4 separate regions of the Homo sapiens genome follow, and all the other regions are linked to region 1. Evidence: chromatin loops called from intact Hi-C (ENCODE). Cell type or tissue: endothelial cell of umbilical vein. All regions are shown on one strand.

What was found. A loop is a pair of places that touch in the nucleus more often than their neighbours do. Peaks named below come from ENCODE experiments on the same cell type or tissue, not always from the same donor. Only the 100,000 strongest peaks of a DNase experiment are listed, where the experiment ranks them.
Region 2: a loop joins it to region 1, with 3 times the contacts of the local background. A loop is called at or near these places in 4 of 110 quality-filtered maps.
Region 3: a loop joins it to region 1, with 7 times the contacts of the local background. A loop is called at or near these places in 2 of 110 quality-filtered maps.
Region 4: it touches region 1 in a loop (7-fold over the local background); 12 of 110 quality-filtered maps call a loop at or near these places.

Annotation. Positions count from the first base shown.
Region 1 is chr2:177,393,881-177,398,880 of GRCh38, reverse strand. All of the region lies in intron 1 of AGPS (alkylglycerone phosphate synthase), which reads right to left. Among named protein-coding and RNA genes, the nearest start is that of AGPS, 3.6 kb to the right of the region's middle. RefSeq lists silencers at 1,926-2,220, 4,386-4,680 and an enhancer at 1,859-2,359. In endothelial cell of umbilical vein, no CTCF peak of the experiment used is centred here; DNase peaks (open chromatin) are centred at 1,240 and 2,060; H3K27ac peaks cover 4,225 bases.
Region 2 is chr2:177,240,035-177,245,034 of GRCh38, reverse strand. The region is part of intron 1 of NFE2L2 (NFE2 like bZIP transcription factor 2); the gene reads left to right. Among named protein-coding and RNA genes, the nearest start is that of MIR3128, 13 kb to the left of the region's middle. In endothelial cell of umbilical vein, no CTCF peak of the experiment used is centred here; DNase peaks (open chromatin) are centred at 2,414, 2,874 and 4,914; H3K27ac peaks cover 4,683 bases.
Region 3 is chr2:177,472,249-177,477,248 of GRCh38, reverse strand. The region is part of intron 10 of AGPS (alkylglycerone phosphate synthase); the gene reads right to left. It overlaps LOC105373762 (a long non-coding RNA gene), which reads left to right and starts at 855. Exons shown (of 3, transcript XR_923624.3): 1 at 855-942; 2 at 2,181-2,248; 3 at 4,018-4,085. RefSeq lists an enhancer at 2,014-3,213. In endothelial cell of umbilical vein, no CTCF peak of the experiment used is centred here; a DNase peak (open chromatin) is centred at 2,138; H3K27ac peaks cover 922 bases.
Region 4 is chr2:177,336,293-177,341,292 of GRCh38, reverse strand. It overlaps LOC100130691 (Putative uncharacterized protein FLJ44553), which reads left to right. Exons shown (of 9, transcript NR_026966.1): 2 at 2,594-2,695. Among named protein-coding and RNA genes, the nearest start is that of MIR6512, 25 kb to the right of the region's middle. RefSeq lists an enhancer at 2,088-3,287. In endothelial cell of umbilical vein, no CTCF peak of the experiment used is centred here; a DNase peak (open chromatin) is centred at 2,992; H3K27ac peaks cover 1,732 bases.

The DNA of each region.
Region 1 (5,000 bases):
GGGTCTTCCACATTCTTCCTAATTCCCTTTCATTCCAAACACTGTCTTCTTCCACAAGTCAAATGGCAAAATGCACTCACAAAAGTAAACTGGCTGGTCTACCTTTTTAAACCACCCATTACATTTTCTTATTATGAATTTCATTTTGACAGAATGATGTTTTATAATTTATTAAGTACAACATAAACTAATGCCTTCTTAACTATATGACAAAGTATTTGATCATGATCTATTTAATCACAAAAACTTTGAAACTTAGCATGACAAAGACAGCAACTTGATGAATAGTAAGTAGATATCTCCCCGGGAACATCAGATGTGGTAATCCAGCATAGAGGAAAGAATATGGACTCTGGAGCAAGAACAGAGTTGAAATGCCATCTCTTTCATTTCACAAATGCAAGGCCTTAGATAAATTAACTTCTCTAAGCCTCTAGTTCCTCAACTGTAATGTACATATAGTATCACTCATTTTTCAGAGCTGTTGTGTGAGATTTAAATGACATAATGTACATAAGCTTTAGCATGGTTCCTGTCATATTAGGACTTAGTCAATTAAAACTCCTATTACTACTATCACTAGAATTCCTAGCTAGGAACTCAAAATAGGGTAAATATTTCATTCAACATAACTACCAAAATAAGCTCGAATTTTGCCAAACGATGTTAAGTTTTAAGCCAGGTCACTTGTGCAAATAACCTTTGCTCTGTATCAGCTCTTACAGGCTTCAGGATACCCTCTTGGGAAATATTTACAAGAGGTTAACTCAGCTGTATTCCTTCTGGAAAATATCTACCAAAGCTTCCGGCAGATGTTAAATAATACTTTTTTGTTTTGTTTTGTTTTTTGAGACACAGTCTCGCCCTGTCGTCCAGCCTGGAGTACAATGACGCAATCTCAGCTCACTGCAACCTCTGCCTCCCAGGCTCAAAGCAATCCTCCCGCCTCAGCCTCCCCAGTAGCTGAAACCACAGGCCTGTGCCACCACACCAGGCTAACTTTCTTTGTATTTTTGTAGAGATGGGGTCTCACCATCTTACCCAGGCTGGTCTTGAATTCCTGGGCTCAAGTGATTTGCCTGCCTTGGCCTCCCAAAGTGCTGGGATTATGGGGTGTGAGTCACCATGCCCGACGTTAATATACTGCTTTTTATTAAAATGGCATTTGTAAGTGACATTATAAGCAAGTAGACTAAACAATTAGTGGCGTTCTTAATCATTCTTTTGACCTGAACATTTATAACCTCCGTAAAAACTGCCATTGAGCAGTTCTGACTAATGCAAACCACAATGAGGTTGGAGCCAAAGTTATAACTGGGAAAGAGGTTAGCAGTGTGGAAGAATGAAAGTTAACATGGTATTTTTTCTTCTCTTTTTCGTAAGACCACAAGAGCCTTAAAAAAAAAAAAAACTGAAAAAAATCCAAAACCAAGACGTAAAAGTGTCACATATGTAATTGACATTTACTATGATTTTTAAGGATCTAAAATTGCACTTAGAAGCAAAGTCAAAAGAAAAACTGTACATGGGTAACATGCACTTAAGGAAAAAGGGAGGATCCAAGAGTAAACTGTCACTTCAATACTCTGCTCAGCAACTTCAAATAATGAGAACATATGTTCCGGGATAGAAGTAATTGGAGCCGGCCAGACGTGGTGGCTCATGCCTGTAATCCTAGCACTTTGAGAGTCTGAGGTGGGTGGATCACTAGGTCAGGGGTTCGAGACCAGCCTGGCCAAGATGGTGAAACCCCATCTCTACTAAAAATACAAAACTTAGCTGGGCACAGTGGCAGGCTCTGTAATCCCAGCTACTCCGGAGGCTGAGGCAGGAGAATCGCTTGAACCCGGGAGGCAGGAAGTTGCAGTGAGCTGAGATCGCGCCACTTCACTCTAGCCTGGGAGACAGAGCAAGACTCCATAGCAAAAAAAAAAAAAAGAAAAGAAAAAGAAGTAATTGGTGCCAACTTCATAGGAGACCATGTGATAAGTAAACAGCAGGTTTTGTTTGGTCAGCCCTCTGAAATGTCCACATTCCTCTGGACTGTGTCATCCCTTTTCTATTGTCATTCAGTCTCCAAACTCCTGTGGCATTAATTTAGTTACATAGTTTTAAAGTGTGATTAAACTTTAATGGTGTCACCTAATGAACTTCTAAAACTCTCACACACATCATTTCCTCCCTATTCTCATTGCCATCATCTTAGTTTAATTCTTCATTATTTCTCGCCTATTGTGTTACAACAGCCTCCTCTAACTGATCTCCTCTAACTGATCTATGTCCATCCTTACCGTTCTCCAATCCATTCTTAACACTGTAGCTGGAGTGACTTCTCTCAAACCCAAACCCAATCTGATCATGTCTCTTCCCAGCTTAATTCCTTCAAGGGTTCTCTATCACCAAGCCCCTTCAGCTGCTTCATTTTTCTTTATATTTATCACTACCTGACATACTATATTAGTTGTTTGTTCACTGTCTCCACTCCAGCTAGAATATAAGTTCCATAGGGCAGAGTTTTTGTTCACTGCTATATTTTATAAGCATGAATGAATGCATGAACGAATGGACTGATAACCCACAAGCCAAAGACCTCCATGACCTGCCACTGCCCTCCTTTCATTTTATTCTCACCTCTACCAATACTAAATCACCTAGTTATGTAAATACGATATGCACTTTCATGGCCCCTTGCTTTGTCATATGCTGTTCCCTTTGCCTGGAATATAAACTCTCAAAATACCATCCACATTTTAAAATCTTCTCCAGAAAGCTTCCTCTGACCACCCCCACCCTCCCACCCCCATATAGAGTAAGTCAGTCTTTCCTTTGTGCTACATTTGTACCTGTATCTACAGTGGCTCTAATCAAACTGCACTGTGTCTCTCACTTCCTAGATTGTGAACTCTTTGAGGCTGAAGACTACTTATTCATCTCTTTACCTCCAATGCCTAGGACAGGACCTTCATAAAGCAACTACTCTATAAATGTTGAAACATATGCATGACTATTCTGTAACAGGAATGAAAATATGGCATTTCAAGAAGTCACTACTCCAGGCCATGTGATATAACCAACCATGTGATAAAACAACCATGTGATAAAACAATTACAAGCAATGTTATCATCCAAAGTAATAAAAGGGAAGGAATAATACACAAATCACAAAATTATTCCAAAATAATTGACATATAGGCATACTCACACCTTATTAGATATATACTGTGGTTCCTTCTTCCTCTATCATTTATCTTCCCTTTAGGCTGGATTCTGTAGCTGGCAACTGCAGGCCCAGCTAAGTAGGAAGTAGAAGGGAGACTTGGGTTCCTCATGATTATCTATCAAGTATATCACCCTCTGTGGAAGCTTTTGATGTGTCATCTAATACAAGTTTCTGTGTTCCCTCATATTTTGATGAAAATCTCAAAGTACCAGTACAGGACTAGATTTTACCACTAGTCGTCTAACCCCGAACCAAAGACCAGGGCTTCCCACCAGCTGTAACCTATGCAACAAATGGGTTACAGTCGTGCCTGAACTATCGATGCCTTCAGTCCTTGGAGCAGCCACACAGGGCATCCCTGACCAGTCACCTTCAACCATCATCTTGGTGTGCCTTACAAACGTTACTATTTTTTCTCTGAATGCTGTAAACCAAGCCATTAAATCTAACCATAAGGAAAACCTGCCCTCCTTACTTGGTTCTAAGAGTGTGAATCTACATAAAATGTACAATCACATATATGCATACAAATGAGAACACATAAATGTACATGAAACCATTTAGAAAATTTTAAACCTAATGACAGCTATTAATAATATAACCTCAATTGAAGCCAGGAGACGAGATGAAATCCTTTATTCCTCCCCTCCCCACCACTCAGTAACCAAGTTATGGAAAATTTACCTCCTAGCATTTTCTCAATTAAGTTGCCTACTCCCAATAATATGCCTTAGTTCAGAATCCCAGCATTTCTCCCTGGAATAATAGTCTCCTAGTCTCTCTGCCTTTAGACACTGTGAAAATTGCAGCTACCATTCTTTGAAAGGTTATGTAACAGGCATTGCACTAAACACTTGATCATTTAACTCTATTTTTTTCAATTCTCACAGCAACACTGCAAAACAGGATTACTGTTCCCGTTTTTACAAATGACGGTGACTGAAACTCTCAGAGGTTAAGTGATTTGCCCAAGATCATAGAGCTGTAACGGTGTAGTGGAAATTGAAATCCAGGTCTATGTTCCCAGCCATTATACTGCCAAAATGCTCAACTGTCTTCAATTTGCTCCCAGTGTGACCTTTATCAAAGGTAAATCTAATCATGTATTGCCCCACGTAAAATCCTGTAAACAAGATTCACCTCTCCAGTCTTCGTCCCCTGTCATTCTCACCCTCTCCTACTACACTTGAGTCTCAGCAGTTCCCTAATTTGTCTCTCACTTCTTTACCTGTGAACATACTGTTTGTATGCCAAGAACAATTTCCCCCTTTGGCAAACTATTAGTAATGCAAACATCCAAAATTTACTCAGACAATCTTTACTTTGGAACATCTTTGCACTAACAAACACAAACCCAAAACTGGGTTAAATGACCAGGTGGTATAGTTCCCAGTTAAGTTTCTTATAACGCTGTATTATAATTTTACCTACTAAGCTATTCCTTCCTTAAGAGTAAATACCGTATTTTTAAATTTCTGTATTGCTGGTACAGTGTGTATTTTGTAAAGACTCATGTATGTTGAATTAATTCATCAGAAGCAAGTATAGCTTAGGAACTTGGCCATGAAGTCAATTTGATGTGCTTTCAAATTCTAACCTGTCACACAGCATATCTGCTAAGACTCCAGCAGACTTAATTTATTCATCTGTAAAATGGGAGAAAACCGCACATACCTCATAGCTTGGGAAGAAACAAAGGATTTAGCACACTTTGGCACACTTAAAAGTACACTTTAAACATTAGCTACTTATTTTTTTCACTCTCGGTTTATCCATTTAT
Region 2 (5,000 bases), 150 kb after region 1:
GTATTTACTTTTTTTTTTTTTTTTTTTTTTTTGAGACAGAGTCTCACTCTGTCCTTCTGGCTGGAGTGCAGTGGCACGATCTTGGGTTACTGCAATCTCCACCTCCCAGGTTCACGCCATTCTCCTGCCTCAGCCTCCCAAGTAGCTGGGACACAGGCGCCCACCACCACGCCCAGCTAATTTTTTGTGTTTTTAGTAGAGATGGGGTTTCACCGTTAGCCAGGATGGTCTCCATCTCCTGACCTCGTGATCCGCCCGCCTCGGCCTCCCAAAGTGCTGGGATTACAGGCGTGTGCCACCGCACCCAGCCGAGATTATTTACTTCTTGTGTGTTCTTGCCATCTCCATAGCCTCCTTTGCTTTCAAATGCCCACTTGGGCTGGGCCTTTGGAAAATAGATTTAACCCTTGTTTATTGGAAGGATATTCACACAGTAGGCCAGTTATACACTTTGTGGCAGTCGTTACCTCTTCTGTGAGGTCTTTCTGTGCAGATTTAGTGGCACCTCCTCCATGCTGCCTGGGCTTCTACTTGCTTCTCATCACTTTGTCTCATAACTCAGATCAGAGACTGTGTCTTACTCATCTTTGTATCCCTGGCATCTGAGGGGGTGGTATCTGATGGGTAGATGGATTAGTGATCCACTTAGGGTATTTACACTAATCTTGTTGATCTTGACTACTACCTTTATAACCACCACCATTCTACAAGTTTTAACTTTTTTTTTTTTTTGAGACAGAGTTTTGCTCTTGTCACCCAGGCTGGAGTGCAATGGCGCGATCTTGGCTCACTGCAACCTCTGCCTCCCCGGGTTCAAGCGATTCTCCTGCCTCAGCCTCCCGAGTAGCTGGGACTACAGGCACCCGCCACCATGCCTGGCTAATTTTTTTGTATTTTTAGTAGAGACGGGGTTTCACCGTGTTAGCCAGGATGGTCTCAATCTCCTGATCCTGTGATCCACCTACCTCAGCCTCCTAAAGTGCTGGGATTACAGGCGTGAGCCACCGCACCCAGCAAGGATCTTTTTTTTTTTTTTTAAAGCTAAGTGTTTTATACATATAATAATATTGTTAATAAAATGTATCTAAAATTCATACCACCAGCACACAAGGTCTCCGGCTAGCAGCAGTAAATGGCATTTAGTACTTACTTAGCCCCCAAGCCTGGATGACTGACTATACTGACTTATTATTACTTTTAGCTATTTGTAGGTAGTTACATCTGAAAATTGACCAGGCACAGTGGTTCATGCCTGTAATCTCAGCACTTTGGGAGACCAAGGCAGGAGGATCAGTTGGGGCCAAGAATTTGAGACCAGCATGAGTAACATAGCAAGAACCATCTCTACAAAAAATAAAAATTAACCAGGCATGGTGATGCATGCTACTTGGGAGGCCAAGGTGGGAGGATCACTTGAGCCTGGGAATTAGAAGCTGCAGTGAGCTAGGAAGGTGCCACTGCACTCCAGCCTGGGCAACAGAGCAAGACTCTTAATCTCTTTTAAAAAAAAAATCTGAAAAGGACCCCAAGGATTGAACTTTATCTTTACATTTATCTTTACAAATCCAGGATCAAAAGAGAGGGTAAAGGATCACTTGGGGAGTTTAGAAGTGGCAGAAGTATCTGTAGAAGCCTTACGGTGTGAATGTGCTGGATTGTGTGTGCCCACCCTCATGGGGGACTTCCTTGGAGGATGAGGGTACACCAGCATGGGCAGCAAAGCTGTTTGACCTCAAGGTGGAGATCTGAGCCACCTGGTCAGTCCATGCCCAGTTAATTTCTATGGAGGTTTGGTAAAGTAGGTTAGGGAGTTGGATCCAATGTTCCTGAAGTTTCTGTTGGTAATATGGCAGGGGTCGGGTCGGGTGTGGGGAGGGTTGGATCATTCTAAGGGCAGTACAAGACCTAATCCCAAAGGTGAGAAGTTCCTCTCTGTGGAGGACAGCATTTAGAACTCAATACATACATGGCTTGTTCAAAAATGGGGAAGAGATTAGAAAAATTTATCCTAATGTTTGCTTGTCAAACCAAGCCATTCTCTCAGCAAAGTAGTGAAACCCTTACATAAGTCCTTTGAAGCCTAGCAGCAGTATCCTACTCAAACACAAACCACCAAAAAAAAAACAAAAAAAAAACAAAACCTCCTTGGGGACTCAGATGTGAACCTCTCATGGAAAATTCAGTACCATGTGCTTTTTGTAGCAGGTAGGATCACCTGCTGTTTTGGAAATTAACTTTTTTTCTGACATCTTTTTGACCGAACTCTGCATGTGCCTCTTGAGAAAATAATCCAAATTCTTGCTTTCTTCACTTTCCAGTTTTGCTTTATCTTTGCATCATGCTCTGCAGTTTACAGACAAGCATAATGGGTGAGAGTTCCAGTAAATTGGCTGGATCATATTTCTTAGATTGAGTCATGACTGAGGAACTTGTTTGGGAACAGGAAGCAGCCCATGAAAATGGCTGCACATAGTAACCTGCCAGATTGAAGAAACCGGACCACTTTCTAGTGGAAAGATAAAAGGGCAGAAAAATGGTTCTATAACTCAGGGAATGGTAAATTTGTGAACTAGGGTTTTAACTTGTTGAATAATACGTCTTTGTGTGTATTTGGGCTTTTTTATGCTGTTAAAAGTCTCTAGTTATTCAAGATAAGGGAAAGGAAAACTTGGATTCGTGGTAACTGTTGCTACCTCTTAAATGTCTCTGCTGATGTATACAACATGTTGCTAGGCCAGTTATTTTTTTTAAGGCACTGTAGTTACATAGAAATAAACCTGGCAACATTTACACTTGGCCTCGATAGGCTGTAAGGCCCCTTTTGTCTCCAGTATTCTGTGTTTCTGTATTTTAATCACCTACTTTACACTTACTGTAGCAACACAATCAAGATAGCAAATCAGTCTAATAAAACCAAAAGTACTGGAATGTGGGAAATAGAAAGAATGACCTAGAATTCTTGCTGAGAAAACAATTGGTATTGCTATATTCTTGTAATGCAGTGTGAGAGAAGCCAGAGAAGTAAATAGGCAGATACATATCTATGAAATGTAATTAGTCATCAGCAAGATGTATTTTAAAAACACATCTGCTTGGTGTCATTTTGCTTTATCTAATAAGGATTACGACTGCAAGGCAGAGATTTGTAAATGAAGGAGATCTCTGTTGTTTTTGTTTTGTTTTTGCTTTTGTTTTGTTTTAAGACAGGGCTGGAGGGCAGTACATGATCATGGCTCACTGCAACCTTCATCTCCTGGGCTCAAGTGATCCTCCCACATCAGTTTCCCAAGTAGCTGGGACTACAGCAGTGTCTCACCATGTCTGGCTAATTTTTAAATTTTTTTGTAGAGTTGAGGCCTGTGTTGCCCAGGCTGGTCTCAAACTCCTGGGCTCAAGTGATTCTCACACCTCAGCCTCCCAAAGAGCTGGGATTACAGGTGTGAGCCACCGTGCCTGGCTGTTATTTTATCAATTCCTCAAAATTCAAGCATGCCCTCAAATATTTTTGCAGCCTCATATAGCTCTTAATTTGGTTTATATTCATCCAGATGGTAGGATATGATTCATGTTCCACCTGGTTTTCTTCAGAAATACTTAGACAGTGTCTATGGAAAAAAACATTGAACCAGATTTAGCTTTTAGGTAAATAATATAATCACCTGGGAATAATATGAAGAATGAAATGAAAGAAAGAAAAATATAATCAAGTGTAACTTAGACTCTGAATGCTGGTAACTAAGATTTGGATGAAGGAAGGATCTCAGGGGAATAACATTAAAATAAGATTTTTTTTAAATGGAAATACATGATTTTAAGAAGGAATAACTTAAGACATTCCAACTTTATACTACATGAAAGTAAAAAGATCAAGGATCAGTTTTCTCTTTGGAGCAAGGCTCAGTTTCGCTTTCTGTTGAGAGTTAGTAGTGTGTATAATTAATTTTTTTTAACAGTTTATTGATGAAATTTATTTTTAGAAGGAAATCTCCCACCACCTTCCTGTCATTCTCAGGGCAAGATAGAGGGTAGGAGAGGGAAGGGAGACTCGGGGGAATGGGAGGTGCAAGCCTTAATTAGACATTTGAGTGTCTAAAAGATTACTTTTCATTTCAAATACTTTGTCTCAGTTTACTGAATAGCTTTAATTTAGGACAGGGATTGTATTATCTTTGCTTTATCTTTTCCAATATTTTGGATCATCTAAGCATGATAGATGCTGGTTTATTCAAGGCACTAAAATTGACTTGCAAAAGACATATTTAATATGGATTCTGTGTTCAAGTCCTTTCTTCTTTGTTTATCCTGGTACAAAGATGTTTGTTTTAAAGTGGTATGAGTTAATTGTCCAACTTCAGATTTCCCTAAAATGTGTAACAGATTACCCAGTTGGCAAATGATGATATATATTTTTTAAACATGAATATTTCTGTTAGGCCAGATGGTGATTTAACATGAATTGTCCAACATTTGTGTTTCTTATCAAATTGTCTTCTTTTGTCTAAGCCAAGCTAGCAACATAATTTGGAACACACTCAGGAATCACTAAAGGACAAGAGCAAAAAAAATTCAGACACCAAGTGGCAGACGGCATTTGCTCCATATGCCATGCAAAGGCTCCTGGCCAGTGCTCGCATGGCCCTTGGGAAGCTTTCTCACCCGTTGTAAGAAAGTATCTGTGCAGTGCTGTGCAACCCATCTACCTGCTTTCCTCTCTCTACCCAAACCCTACTTATCTAACACTTTGTACTGTGGCCTTCCTCCATGGGGGACTTGCACTTCCTCAAAGCCCTGGATTTCTGTGCAGAAGAGCAGTTTTAGTTCTTCCTTAGGCACTTCCCTTTCCTCCTGTCCAGTGTCATGTTCTTGTTTGTTATGGGCTCCACCCAGACGATTATTTCCTCTTAGATGATGTGTGAGCCTTGCAGAGAGCTGGGTCATTTGTGGAATAAATCATGTGCCCAGTCACACGGCTCCTTACAGGAAATGGTTGGTGCATATTA
Region 3 (5,000 bases), 78 kb before region 1:
TTAAGGCAAAAGAAAGCAATAATCACAAACTACAGAAACAAAAAGACATGAGACCCACAGAGGGGGGGAAAATAAGGCAGACATAAATCCGACCATACCAATAATAACATTAAATGTGAATGGACTAAACAACCAAAAGAAAAGACAAAGATAGTGAGACGATTTTTTTAAAAAGATCCAACTATTTGCCATCTACAGAATCTACACTTTAAATTCAGAGATACGACTAGATCGAAAGAAAAAATATATATAATGCAAACAGCAAACACAAGAAAGCTAGAGTGACTACATACTAATATCATACGAAACAGACTGAAACAAAATATTACTAGCTATAAAGAAGAACATTTTATAATGATAAGCCATCAGGAAGACAAAACAACAAATATAAACAGAATGCACCTAATAACAAGGCACAAAAATATATGAAGCAAAAACTGACAGAAATGAAGGGAGAAATAGATAATTCAACAATAACAGTTGGAGACTTCAATGCCTTACTTTCTATAATGGACACAACAACTAGGCACAAGACCAAGAAGGCAATAGGACTTGTACACTATAAACCAATTAGACCTAACAGAATAGAACACTCCACCCAACAACAGAAGAATGTACATTTATTTCAAGTGCTCACAGAACATTCTCCAGGACAGACTACATGCTAGCGAGGTCATAAAATAAACTTGAACAAATTTTCAAAGACTGAAATAATACAAAGTATGTTCTCAAGCCACAATGGAATGAAATAAGAAACTGATAAGAAAGAAATTGGAAAGCTAACTAATATGTGAAAATTAAACAATACACTACTAAATAATCGAGTCAAAGAAGAAATCAACAGGGAAATTGGAAAACAGTTTGAGAAGAATGGAAAGGAAGACACAATATACCAAAACTTATCAGATAAAGTAAAGCAATACCTAGAGAGAAATTGTGATGGTAAATATCTGTACATATTTTTTTAAATCTCAAATAGCCTAACCTTCTACCTTAAGCTACTAGAAAAAGAAGAGCAAACTACATCTAATACAAGCAGACAGAAGGAATTATTAGAGATTAGAGGTGAAATTGATGAGATCAAGGATAGAAAACCAATAAAAAATAATCAATGAAACCAAAAGGTAGTTCTCCAAAAAGATCAATAAAATTAACAAATCTTTAGCTAAAGTGACCGAGAAAAAAAGAGACAGGACACAAATCACTAGAACTGGAAATAAAATAGGGGATATTACTAGTAATCTTACAAAAATAAAAAGGATTATAAAGGAACACTATGAACAACTGTATAGCAATAAATTACATAACTTAGAGAAAATGGGACCGTCATTTACTGCTTGTGGGAATGTAAAATGGTGCAGCCATGCTAGAAAACAGTCTGGCTATTCTTCAAATGGTGAAACATAGGGTTATGACTTATATGGCCAGCAACTCCACTCCTAGGCTATAAACCCCCAAAAATAAAAATATGTCACACAAAAGTTTGTACATAAATGTTTAATGCAGCACAATTCATAACAGCCAAAATGTGGAAACAATCTCAGTAATGAATGGAGTAACAAAATGTAGAATATGCATGCGGTGGAATATTATTCAGTTATAAAAAAAGGAATGAGGTACTGATACACACAACTGTTGAATCTTTAAAATGTGGTAAGTGAAAGAAGCCAGTCATAAGATTACATATTATATAATTCCAAGTCTGTGTAATTTCCAGAACAGGCAAATCTATAGAGATCAAAAGAAGATCAGTAGTTGCTTAGGGCTTGGGGCAGGATTGCTGGGGAGCTGGAAGGAGGAATGGTGATAGCTAAAAGATACAGTTTCTTTCTGAGGTGAATTTCCAAAACTTTGTCAGAAGAGGCAAAGGGTTGACAGGTTACCTATTAGTACTATGCTGTCTTACCCCCTAACACAGAATTATCTACCACACCTACTCTTTCTCACCAAGACAAGTAGTATCACTTTAATTTGCGAATTTCCTTCCACTATACTGACAATATCACTAAGATTATCTGTCATTCTTTCCACTCTTTTCAACACTTTTAGAAATTCCTGGTATCTTGGAATTAACATCTCATGTTCACAGTTAGTTGTTGTTACAAATAAATTGGAAATTTGTCAGGCAGAAATTCCTAAGGCATGAATCATCTCTTCTATTTGCTCTTATCTGTCCATAGACTATGGAAAACTTTAATAACCACTTGATCAAACTCAAAACTCACAAGATTGAAATTCATTAAAGAAGGTGAGTATAAACCCTGACTTTAACCAGGAAAACATTTCTATTCAGAACCAAACTCCAAGTTCTAAGCTTTTGGTGAAATATTTCCTAAGTTCTAAGAAATGAAGACATTTGAGAATATTTATTTGAATCACAGCATTGTAATCTAAATATAAGCCAAAGACAAAATTGGACACCACTTAAATGCCAACCAACAGGGGTTTGGTTAAATACATCAGGGTATATTCAATGAATGGAATATCATGCAGCTGTCAGAAAGAATGAACTGGCTCTAAATGTGATGAGCAAAGAATAGTAAGCTCCCATTTGTTTTTTAAAAAATATATACATAGATGGTTATGGTAGATACAGGAGGCAGATAAGGGAGGGTCCCAGAGAATCTCTAACCCGCTCCACAAGTGTTTACATCAGATGCTTTTGTGCAGATGAGGGAACCTAACCAAGGCCTTGTCTGGGCATGCCCACAGCAGACTGGGGGCCCGCCTGTGCACTGGAAGAGTGGGGTACAGTCACCAGGAATGTGTGTCTTGTGCAGGGGGAAGAAGCCTGGGCTCTTCAGCTTGTGCATGTGGTGGCCTGGTATTCAATCTGTGAGGTGGGAGCCTGTTGGCAGAACCCCTTTTTTTGCTGAGAGCTTTCTTTTAATAACTTCCGCCCTCCTCACCTTTCAACGTGTCTGCATGGCTAATTTTTTCCTAGTCATACAACAAGATTTTAGCTGAGCTAAGGAACAAAAATCCTGCATCAGTTATATGTAGCAATAGTGTTGCCTTTGGACAGGGAAGATGCCTGTAAGACAGGGATAGGAGGCAAATTTTTCCCTATAACATTCTTGAGTAACTTTTGAATTTCCCATGTTTCTACATATCCAAATTTTATAAATGTACAAGTTATTACTTATTCAAAAAGTTTATTCTTAAATGTATATACTGTTACATTAACAAACTTTCTTTAAAATTCTCATTCTACATCAAAATTCTAAGGTACTAGTAAGAAGGCATCATGACTTAAATTTCTGTATATTGCTTCATATATATACTGCAGGCAATCTAAAGTAGTGAAACTCACCATAAATTTATAAATGAGACTTTTAAAAATTAGTAGTATAAAACGAGGCATTGCATTACTGCAAGGTTAATGAAATGACCAAGGTGAGTCTGTGCAACAAGCCAGCTAGGAATTCTGCATGGTCCCAGTGTAAGATAAAAATCCATCCAGGTCCCAAATGCAGTTTGACAGGGGCAGCTTCCATTCTGACTTAAGTTCAAACTCAGCTAATCACAAATGGATATTCCAAATTCACTGCATCAAAAGGCCCATTTATGTAGAGTTTTAATGTATTTATTGATTCTTTTTTTCTGGGAATATTATGTCAACAGAGTGATATAAAACTACTTAAATTATTTATTACTTAATTATATGTATGTTATGCCAGTACTTTATATTCACTTTGTATAATTGTTTCCAAATAACTCCATGGCAATGTGACATCAGAGAGGCTTGTATGTCATTCACTTTCCATTCTGCTTAAAAAAAAATAGTGTCAATAAACTTCAGAATTTTCTGTTTCATAATTTTCAAATATGTTTGTTCTCAAAGAAAACTGAAGGCTTCAAATGCTGTTTGATATAAAATGCAAGTATTTGCTTGAAGTGACTCTCATAATTTGAAAATATATTCTCAGGACTTAAGGATTAAGCACAGCAGGCATTTGATTATGAATCTTTTCTCTCCCTCTATTTTCTTCAACTCCCCAAAATATAATCAACAAGGAAAACAAAGCCACACAGGACCTAGATCTTCAGCATACAAGGAAACAAAAAACACTGCAACTTTCAAATTACCTCTAAGTAGAGATAAAAAGAAAAAATTCCAACAGATTTCCTGTAGCCTTCCAGCTGCTATAAGCTTATAAGTATGAAAAGTAAATAAAAGGAGTCTTATTAAAAGACTACACACAAAAAGTAGAGAGTAACAGAGGAACTAGAGGAAGTACAGCCAAAATTACTCCCAGAAAACAAAAGTGCAATAATAATGCCAAAATATTATACAGGACTTGGTAGTCCATAGCCCTGGCTATGGGAAGAAGTTTGAAAATGGAAGGAACCAGAAATGGCTGCCTTGGAGAAGCAAGATGTGTACACGTGTACACACGTAAAAGTATGTGGACTCCTTGCAGACAAGCCAGTAAAGAGAAAGAATAAAATAATAAAGAGAAATTAAAGACCCTATAGAAATGAAAGAGAAACAAGACATGCCAATTCTTCCTTCACTAAAAACACCACCATTTATAAACAAATAGCATAGCAGAGGGTAGAAGTGTCAGGAAAGAACACTCTCAAAATAGGAGCCCTTTCCAAGTAACAAATAGGACTAGAAAAAGGCATATCAGATCTGTAAACAAAACAACTACAAAAGTCAGAAAACGCCAATAAAAACATTACTATTGGTGAAAAGTCTCCACCCTAAAACCAGCCACGATCCTGAAGAAAGCTGTAACACAACATGAATTAAATATCATCAATCAAGCAACAGGGATATGAAAAAATACCTTGAATCAGAAATACAAACAAACAAAAACCAACAACAAGAAATGAAACAAGAGCTGACTAACCTGAGGAAAGAAACAGAACCAAAAAAAGGCACGTAAAAAGTAAAGGCTATGTTATAAACTACCCAAAGGAGAATACAAAATAGATTCAAATTAAAACTTAATACAGGGCATTGAAAAAAAAAACCAGAAAAATAATCAAGA
Region 4 (5,000 bases), 58 kb after region 1:
AGCTACAGGAAACACTGGCCAAATTCTGCTTGGTTTGGTTTCCATTCTTTTGCACTGACCAATAAAAATATAAAGCAAGCCACATTTGTGATTTTAAATTTTCTAATAACCATATTTTTTAAAAGTAAAACATGTAAAGTACATTTTAATAGGCTTTTTTAAAAACTTATTTTTAGAGCAGTTTTAGGTTCACAGCAAAATTAAGAGGAACATACAGAGACTTCTCATATACCCCTCGCCCCCACACGTGCATAGCCTACCCCATTATCAATATCTCCCACCAGAGTGGTACATGTTTTATAACTGATGGGCCTACATTGGAACACTCAAATTCTGTAGTTTACTTTAGGGTTCACTCTTGGTGTTGTGCATTCTATGAGTTTGGAGAAATTTGTGACCTATATCCAGCAGTATAGTATCACACAGAGTAGTTTCACTGCCCTAAAAATCCTCTGTGCTCCACCTATTCATCCCTCCCTCCACCCTAACCCCAGGCAACCACTGATCTTTTTACTGTCTCCAGAGTTTTGCCTTCTCCAGAATTTCATATGGGTGGAATCACACAGTATGTACAGCCTTCTCAGATTGGCTTCTTTATGAAATTAATTTTCATACTGTATTTTCTTTAACCAAAATTGTTTAATGTGATTACTTTAACATGTAATCAATATTTAATATTACTAATTAAATACTTTACATTGTCTTTTCATACTAAGTCTTCTAAATATACACCAGATACTTATCTATCTATATATCTCTCTATATATCTAAATATATAGATAGATAGATATGTATCTGGTATATATCTATCTATATATACAAAATCTGGTAAATTTACACCAGATTTTGAAGACTTACAGCATATCTTGATTCAAACTAGCCAGATTTCAACTTGATCACCACATGTGACTAGTGACTACTATATTAGATAGTGCAACCTTAGATATGAGTCACAACTGGAGACATCTTTGAAAGAATTAAGCTGCCTGTCCCTTAATTTAACAATGAATACAATGTCCTTTACACTATTGGCCACTTACAGATGGAAGGCCACTCCAAGTCTAAGGGAGAAAGGTAATATGATGGAAATTACAAATATGCATTCTAATATTTAATCTTTTTTCATTCAAGCATCTATCCTGCCATTCAGTTTTCCATGCTTTGAAGAATGGAAAATGGTGATACTTTTCTGTCATGTTGAGTAATGGATTAGATAATAGGGAAGAGTGGAGTTGCCATTATATTGAATTTATTCTGAATTATAGAAGTCACGTGCTATTTTGGAGAGAGTGCCAGTTTAAGAGGAGGATTTGAGCCTTTATTCTGGTAGACACTATATGGCCTGAGACAGATCAAGTCAATTTTTTGGATATTTTCTTATTCTCTAAAATGAAATTGAACTAGTTCAGTGGCTTTTAAACCATACTCTGGGGAACGTAAGGGTTTATATGGGAAGAGTGAGAGTGAGGAAGGATTTAGGTGGAATTTTTCATGCACACACATACATACACACATACACACACATACACTGGCAGATTCAACCACTGCTGGATCAAGTTCATTGGATGTATATATTAATCTTCAGTGTAAGTTCCAGAGCTAATTAAAATTTTAAACATAATAACTAGATAATTTGATCATATCTACTTTCCTTTTCAATGATAATATCAGGTATAATGTTCACACCTTCTGGCCTATTTCTAGAGGTCCTTTCACGTACTTTTTACTCAGGCTTCCTTGTGACCAATCTTAACCCTTCCAAGTCACTGGTCAAGTTACCAAACTATTAGCCACTGCTAATTCCAGGCAAACTGAACAACGAGATACATATTATTTCAGTTTCTGCCCATTTTGAGGATTGCCCCTTTTTTTCTTTTTCTTTTTCTTTTTTTTATAAATTGAGATGGGGTCTCGCTATTTTGACCAGGCTGGTATCGAACTCCTGGCCTCAAGCAGTCCTCTCATCTTAGCCTCCCAAAGTGCTGGGATTACAGGCATGAACCACCATGCCCGGTCAAGGATTGTCCTTTCCCCTGGTCTTTCTGGGTCTTGGAGTGAGCTATAAATGCTAAAGCAACCCACTTCAAGCCAAGAAAAAAGGATCTGTAAACCAGGATTTTAATTTTTTCCTCTCAAATCAATTGGACATAGTGAATACCCCATGAGACACTCACACGTAAGCTAGAGAGGGACAGCAGTGTGACAGACGTAAGTAGCAGGAGAATACAAGCAACGTGCTCACTAAACTCACTCATCCTCAGGACTATCCAGGCCTGGTGAGTTATGAGCCTGAATTAACACCTGGATCCTGATAGACAATTACGACGCAAAGTCACTTGGTGTCTCAGGGTTAGGTGTTCCACTGGGACCTAGTAGCAAGCCTCTAATATCCAAAGAGGTCCACCAAAATAGTACCTCTTCATATTGGTAAGGAGCTCAGGTACAACAGTTTATCTCTCACTTTAGAATTATAGCCAAACATGTTCTGTATACCACTGGACCCTTGAAAAATTCCCACTCGAGCGCTCATGTATTTTTTTCAAGGTATCCAAGGTATTTATTGCTTTCTACTCTTTTGTCCCCACTTGTATAGGATGAATAATCTGATATCATGTGAAATGAGGAAATAAGAAGCTTTCTGCTGACTTCATTTTGACCCAGGGTCCAAAAGGTGATGTAATCCTGTGGCAAGAAGGTAAAGCTATATTCTTGTCCGTACCAGATGAAAGTGAACTATCTCTGCTTCATCATTCACAACTGTCCTAATAAATGGCCACAAGTCCCTTTGTATTCCAGGAGGTAGACTCAAGTAGGCACTTCCTCGAGGGTACTCAGATTTCCTTTAACTGTGTCTGAGAACGCATTCATATCTGGAAATTGGATACCGTCTCTCTTTTCTAGACATAAAGGTTTTGTTTGTTTGCTTGTTTGCTATACAAATCAAGTAGAACCTTAGTGACTGCTTATTTATTTCAGTCCTGGGGACTCCATGATCAGTTAGTCACCTCCCAAGAATCCATGAGTCAGAGCATTCTAATTTTCACACTGACCTACTAACTTTCAACTTAGCCCCATGCAAATGTGCTACCTAGACCATGTCACTCTGGGATCCTGCCATCCCTCTGAAACTCAGTAAGCCAAATTCAACTGTAGCCTTTTTTCAGCATCATCGCTGGTCTACGTGAAACGTTCTCTAAATCACTTTTATACTGACCCTTCCCTCATAGATTTGTTTCTCAAGGCCTTTGTAAAGAGTGTTTTCTGGACCTTCTTATGATTTTTATTTTAATTAGAGACAGGGTCTCGATATGTTGCCCAGGCTGGCCTCAAACTCCTGGGTGAAGTGATCCTCCCACCTCAGCCTCCCAAGTAGCTGGGACAGGTGTGAGCCACTGCAACTGGCTAGACCCTTTTTTGGAAGACAAAATTGAGGTGGGTGGTTGGGTCAGATATGACAAATCTAATCCAGCATTCCTGTCTCCTAAAATTTAAAATTTTGTTCATTTACATTTTACCTAAGAGATTTGCATCTCAACTTTATTTTGTATGACTCACCCCTCAGTCTAAATGTCAATGAACATTTAGCAGAGCAAACAGAATTATTCCTAGCTTCTCAAACTAGAATAATCCAGAATCTCTTGTAAGCCCTATTAGTAAATTCAACCCAATCTCAAATCATGTCCTCTTCTTCTTCATTCAACATTCTTAAAATCAATTCTAACTCACATCCCACAGATTAATTAGCAAAGTTCTTCAATTTCTTTGGTGCTTGAGATATATCTTACTGAGCTTCACTTTGTAAACTAGCCTCTTGAAGCACAGTAGAATTTTTTTGGGGGTTGGGGCGGGGGACGGAGTCTTGCTCTGTCACCCAGGCTGGAGTACAGTGGCGTGATCTTGGCTCACCACAACCTCCACTTCCTGGGTTCAAGCAATTCTCCTTGCCTCAGCCTCGCGAGTAGCTGGGATTACAGGCACCTGCCATCATCCCTGGCTAATCTTTTGTTATTTTTTTGTAGAGACAGGGTTTCACCATATTGGCCAGGCTGGTCTCAAACTCCTGACCTCAGGTGATCCGCCCACCTCAGCCTCCCAAAGTGCTGGGATTACAGGTGTGAGCCACCGCGCCCAGCGAGTTTGACTCTAATTACAGATCTGGAGATAGTGCAGAGTAAGAGTAGGGTATAAGAGAACCTCCTATAAGGTAACTCCCTCAAACTAGGGAGTTTCAGCCTCTTCAAACAAAGGAGAAATAGCTTTATAATAAAAGCTTCAGCTGCAAAGAAGGCTGAGAGTTTGGGGGCAAGGAATCTCTGCGTTCTTCAAATTCTCCCCTATATAGCATTTTAATTTTAAAGATCTTACTCTTTCGGAATCAGCACTTTAACATATGCTCTTCTAAGACCCCAGGTAAGGAGGTGAATTCGACTGATTTGCAAATCAGCAATCAACAAGAACAAATATTGGTTTATAGCTATCTCCATCCTAGGGCTATAAAAGTTTCTTTTAACAAATTCACAGCTTGGGTTTCAGTTCATGTTTTAAGATGAGAATTTAGAGATTTTCATTTGTTAATGTCTTCAAATGAAGCAGCTAGCCTTAGCACCCAGCTCTTGAATTCCTCATTTCCTTCATACTGTTCTGTGACAACAGCAATTCTCTCCCCCATGGTCTTGTCTTTAATACCCAACTCAATCCTAATGCTCACAGGCATTAATTTCATTAGCTATTTTACTACTATAAGCTGTGGGTTTCCAGAGTCTCATCTTTGAATATTAATTGGTTTTTATTATCTTCAAACACAATGAGTCTGCATACCCAGATTCTCCTGATTTCCCTGAAAGTCTGTTGTGTGTAACCGAATCCCCATTACCAGTTTCTGTACAAGTCAGAATTCCTATTTGCCAGCATTAGTAACCAATTCTAGGTAGATTAAATAGAATGGAATTTACTGAAAGAGTAACAGTATCTATATACAAAGTTATTTGGGAAAGTTAAAA